Linked DNA regions of Homo sapiens: region 1 is linked to region 2. Evidence: chromatin loops called from intact Hi-C (ENCODE). Cell type or tissue: Caco-2. All regions are shown on one strand. Each heading gives the region's core, and the rest is flanking DNA. Links, peaks and the distances in the headings are about the cores only. Region 1 overlaps FAT3 (FAT atypical cadherin 3). Region 2 has its middle 13 kb from the start of FAT3.

Region 1 (2,928 bases), core at 297-2,796, 75 kb before region 2:
GGGGACTCAGGTACTGACTGGTTTAAGGCTCAAGAGATATCCCTTGAGCCAGTTTCCTCATCTCTAAAACAGAGGATAGACCCAGATGACCTGCTATGGTTGACTACTGGTGCAATGCTGTAGAGCAGATCTTTAGAATTTACTCATCTTGCTCAACTAAAACTTTATGTCCTTTGATTAGTAACTCTCAAACTCTCCCTGCCCTTGAGACCCTGCCAACCATCATGTCACTGATTGTATAAATTTGGCTACTTTAGATTTGTTTTTTTGTGACTTCCTTATTTTACTTTGCATAATGTCCTCCAGGTTCATCCATGTTGTCATATATTGCAGAATCTCCTTTGTTTTACAGGCTGAATAGTATTCTACTGTACGTACATATCATGTTTTTTTATCCAATCATTTATTGATGAACACGCCTTAACCTTTTTCAACTGCACAATTTATCTTATTTCCCAAAGGTACTTCTCAGCCCAGCAACAACTTCCATTTTACAAAGACGTGCCTCCATACACACACCTATATCATAGACAACTCATTTGCTCTGCAGTTTTTCTGTGCCTGCAAAACGGCTCCAAACTTAGGCCACTTTAACAAATGTGGCTTCCCTGAGTTCTATGACCATTCCAATGTGATCATTTCACAGCAGCACAGTTCTAGAAGAGCTGCTACCTGGGAACCTCTGGCACTTCCAAGCAGACTGGCTCTCTCATGGAACTAGCCATCATTTGGAGAGCTGAACTTGGCTTCTTCGGTAAATGTTACAGCTGCTATTTGAAGAGCAAAAGAAAGAAACCACAGGGATAACTTAAGAGGGGAGCACAAGTATTTGGAATGGTGAGGGGAGATCCTGACCAATTAGGAGAAACATGAAATAGATTTGAAAGGCTTGGGATTTTCTAATTATTGCTGCCTACAACTCTACTTCTTGACAGTAGCATTTCTGACCCAAACAGCAAGATGGGAAACCCAGCTCTAAAGTAACTAAACATGGCTGTAGTACAAAATATTATACTGTACATTAGGTAGAAACAGAGCAGTTATAAAGGACCCATAGTGCTTCTGAACAAGTTTTTCAGCTGCACTGCACATTTACTGCCTTAGATATCACAGCAGGTTTTCACTCCAAACCACCTAAGTATGTAGATTTTTAAACACCACTTAAACGATCTTCTGCCAAAAGAATTAAATTACCATTTATAGCCTATTCCTCTATTAAAAATTAATGAATTTACTAGCTCGTAGGATGGAGGCCTTCATTTGTTTTATAAAAAAAAGCTTTGATCTGCAATTCTCCAAGGCTGTGATTGTTTTTATTCTTCAGTTCTTCTCATTAAAAATAAATACCTCCGTTCTCTAAGATACACCTGCAAAGCACTTAAAATACCCATTTGAAGAACAGGAAACCTATTTTAGTTTCCCTGCTAAAGAATCTACTGTTTAAAGTGCTTCTGCAATGGGAAAAGCTCTTTTCTTCAGTACCCAGGCACCATTCTGGGTGGTGAAGGACCAAAATCCAAGGTTTGCACCTAATCACTATTTACAGAGCAAGCTCAAAGGGCAGCTTCTTAAAGCTGAAGATCTAAGCTGTAATCAGAATTCCACACATACTGTCTTTTGTTCAAGAGGGAGTAATGAGTCAACTTGAAGTCAGTTTGATGCATTGAATACTTCAGGCTACACACCTAATGCAGTCTAAACTACCAGGAGTCGCTTTTCTCTAACAGATGCCACAAGCGTTAATAGCAAAAGGCAAATGAGCTCTTAGTGTATAACCAAAAGATGGCTGGCAACAGCTATAGTTTTCTTCTATGCTATCCTATGGTAAAATGCTCTTAACTGTGGCTTAAATGTGTTATGTATTATTAAAACAAGAGAAATGTGAAGCTTTTCTAAGTGAACTAGTTATCAGAGACTACTGCTAACTCAAGCATGGTCCTTCAGGAAAACAACTACACCAAAAGCACATACTATATTTGAATAACACCATCCAGTCCACTCAGTTACCATGTGCAGATTACATAGAGAACTGAATGAACAAACGGGATAAGTTGGAGTCATTCCCTCCGTGCATATAAGAAGGTTCTCAAAGCTATTTCCAGGACTTCGGCATTCACATCCCATTACGCACTGCTCGATTATCCAGGCTTCTGCAACATGAAATTTGGAATAATCAAAAACCCTGGACTGATCCTATCACTGGCAGTGATTGCCTAGAGGTCGATAGAAAAGACTTGAACCCTGAATTTTTCCAATCCACAGACACTGCATACTGAACCTCTGCAATAAATCAACTGCCAGAATGACAAAGCATCACTGGCAATGTGTATCCCCACTGCCAAAACTGGGGAGAGTTTCGCATTAGGAACTGTCTTCTGATCTAAAGCTTCAGGTCAACAGAAAAGGGAAGGCAGTCAGTCTCCAGGGAGAGAGAGGGAGTCACGCTGTTTTAAGCAGCAGTTTTTACCGACACTCTCATCTCGGGGAAAAGCACAAGCAGTGGCACTCAAGATTGTTGCCAAGCTGTGTGCCCACTGCCTGCCATCCTTCTGGCCACACCCCACGTCCTGGAGGAGAAGTAGGAAACAAGGTGGAACATTCTAGAAAACAAAATATACAATCCTCCAAATAAGCCACATTGCCATTTCTACCCTCTGCTACCTTAATTCAACACATATAGACAGATACATAAGGACTACAGATACTTCTTCTTAATTTTGGCACCAAATTTAAAATATACAAATGCCTCTTCTTATGAGACAAAACAGGACATGCGCAAGGGAACCAGACAGATGATTCTTCTGCCAAGATAACTGTTTTTTCCTAAGCATAAAGGGAATACATTAGAAGTTGGTTAAGATTATTTCATAGAAACAGAGACCTAAGTGTCTTTCCCAAAATATCACACAGATGATCAATAGCCACTTG
Region 2 (2,928 bases), core at 104-2,603:
CTTCCACCTCTTAGTTATTCAACCGTGTTTATTGACTGTCCATTAGTGCAGAAAGTTGCTCTGAGTGTTAGGGAAGGAGGTCTGAAACTAGCAACTGTGCTTCTCAGTGTTGTACCTCAAAAGAAATATTGCTAGCCTGGAAGACAGAAAACAAGTGTTCTTCTAACTCCACCCTGACATGGGATCCTGAACAATGCATTTAAACTCACTGTGAAATTGGAACAATATAACAAACAGCTAATATTTATTAAGTTACTTTATGCTTGGCAATGTACTAAGTGCTTTATATGCATTATCTTATTTTATTCTCACAGCAACCCAGTAAAGTTCATATTATCATTATTCTTTTTGTTTTATACATAAGTGAGACTTGAAATGACACCTCTCTTAGTCCAGAGCCTGGGGCCTTAACTTCCATTCCCCAGGGTTAGAATAAACATCTAACTAGTTAATATATACAAAAATGCACTTTCAGCTTGTAACAAATATAAAGTGCTCCTTTTTTAACTGTAAAATAAATAAAAGGTTGTATCTGATTCTTCTTTACTTCTTATTCGTGCTTGGCATGAATAAGTGGGTGACTGAGCAGTGTTTGTTGGACAAGACATTCGTATACTTGTGCTACCTTATCTGCAGCCTCACTGACATACCTCATTTAATCTCCATGTCCACTGAACTTGCCTAAAGTATTGCTATTTACAGAATGGGAATTTGATATTATTTATGTGTTTAAATAAAGTGTTCTTACCTCTAAAATTCTGACTGAAGTTACTTCACAATTTTGAGTACATACATAGATACAAAAGGCTAAACCGTTGTATTTAGCAATTTCTACTCTGTTAAGTGGAGAACCCACCCTACAATACTGTCATGGTGACTGCAGAGGGAAGAGAGTACAAAAATGCCATGGGTGCACTAGACAATGCTCATTCAGGGGGAATAATAAAGAAAGACATCCCAGAGCAGTTGTTACTAGGAGGATTTTGAAGGAAAGGAATTGCAGGTGCCTGTGACTGTCCTACTAGGATAAGATGCACCAACTCTGCTCTCCTGTAAAAGAAAACTTTTACAGTTTTATTCTCTCTTATCTCTCTTTGTGGCCTAACGTTGTCAAAATAACAATGAAATATTTCTTTTAAACATTTATGGTTTTTGTCTCTTTTTTTAAAAATAGCCATAAAGTTGTATACAAGGCATTGAATCAGACATCTTTTTTGCAGTACATCAGACCCGCCTGTTTCTTTTCCAGCTGCTGCTGTGCACCAGCTCCCATGACTCCACACAGCTCCAGCCTGACAGGGCTTTGCCTCAGGCCCATGGCAAGAGACTCCACCTGGTGTTCGTGCATGTGCAACCCAGAAATGCAAGAACACTGGCACTCTGTGGAGTGAATCTTCATCCAGCAGCAGATGGTTGCATGTGGATAGTCTCCTTCCGTCTTCCTATGGATGATCTTTCGATTCTGATTATAGAGCTTCCCAGGCAGTCCTGTGGCAACCTGCTGGAAAATGCTTTATTGTATTGACTCTCCATCCTTCCCAGCCTCTCTCCCCTCATCCTCTGCTACTGCTTCCTTCAACTGTGTTTCCAATCAGTTAATAGCCCACATACCCTCTCTCACAGACACTTTCTAGAGGACCCAGTGTATGACAAACATTGAGGATGGAAAGTCAACGTTTTAGCAACAACTATCCTTAATATGAGGTCCTTATTTTGGACTCATGGATGCCAAACAGGACAGAGAGAAATGTGAAAGTGGACTACCCTAATGTATAAAAATCATGTTTCTGAATAATATTTAATGAAAATGATCTGGGTTAGTGCCCGTAATATTAAAGATGAATAAAAAGTGGGTCATCTATTTTCTGTGATCTACTTTTATGTAAAATATGTATTTATCTGTATGCAAGAGTGACAGGAAAGAGAAACAATAAAATGTTAACTGTGGTTATCTCTGCGTGGTGCTGTTATGGGTCATTTTTGTATTTCTCTTTATGCCTTTCTGTAATTTTCCCAATTGTCTATGACCACGTTCTACTTTTAAAATTAGAGAGAAAAAGAATAGCCATTAGTAGTGAACCTAAAGAGTCATTTATTCCTTCCTTTAAGTTTTTTTCTTCATAAACTGTGTGTTTATGGCCGATAAAGCACAGTGCCATTCAGATCCTCGTCTTTTTCACACATCAGGAGTTGGTATGGTTTCTGCTGCAATTCAATTGCCAACTGAAGCCCAGAGATGGGTTCACACTTCAGGTCTGTGGGAGCTGCCATGGCTGTGAGGCAGAGTTCACATTTACTGGTGGGAGGATGATATTACTGACAATGATGAAGGGGAAGAGCACTGATTGAGTACTGACAGCATAAAGGTGTTGTCAGACCACAGAGTTGGACACAGTCTCAGGGTCTAGATTTAATCCACATTTCTAGGAGGCATCCTGACAGCCCTTGGCATCACTGTCAATTGGTGATGATTGATAAGGAGAAACAGGCAGAGAGGCTTTTCTGGTATCCTTTAGCACCACAATTACTTTACATATGGCTGAATTAGGTGGATGCCCCTAATCACCTAAGGACAGTGGGAAGATTGTGCCAAACCTCAGAATATAACTGAAATTCCACCACTTTTACCTCATTGTGATGGAGTAAGCAAAACCTACCTAGGTTTGGCAGAGTCCCTCAGTGTGTTCCTGGGAAGATATTATATTCTACCATTATTAGTCCTTATCATTTTGTCTTGAATATCGACTGTTTCCTTCTTTAACCATAAAATAAGAGAAGGTTAAAAGATAATGAGTAAAGAAGAGAGAGAATTTTACAGATACTCTACAGGAACAAGCTATTGCCTGCTATAAAGAGAGTAAAGGGGTTATGTAATAGGTAACAAAATAATTTTAAATATCTATCTTTGTATCTCACATTACCTTAGAT

Evidence for each region. A loop is a pair of places that touch in the nucleus more often than their neighbours do. Peaks named below come from ENCODE experiments on the same cell type or tissue, not always from the same donor. Only the 100,000 strongest peaks of a DNase experiment are listed, where the experiment ranks them.
Region 1: it touches region 2 in a loop (4-fold over the local background); 4 of 110 quality-filtered maps call a loop at or near these places.

Annotation. Positions count from the first base shown.
Region 1 is chr11:92,285,564-92,288,491 of GRCh38, reverse strand. The region is part of intron 1 of FAT3 (FAT atypical cadherin 3); the gene reads right to left. Among named protein-coding and RNA genes, the nearest start is that of FAT3, 62 kb to the right of the region's middle. In Caco-2, for the core only: no CTCF peak of the experiment used is centred there; a DNase peak (open chromatin) is centred at 1,521.
Region 2 is chr11:92,210,185-92,213,112 of GRCh38, reverse strand. No RefSeq gene overlaps it. Among named protein-coding and RNA genes, the nearest start is that of FAT3, 13 kb to the left of the region's middle. In Caco-2, for the core only: a CTCF peak has its summit at 1,308; a DNase peak (open chromatin) is centred at 1,312.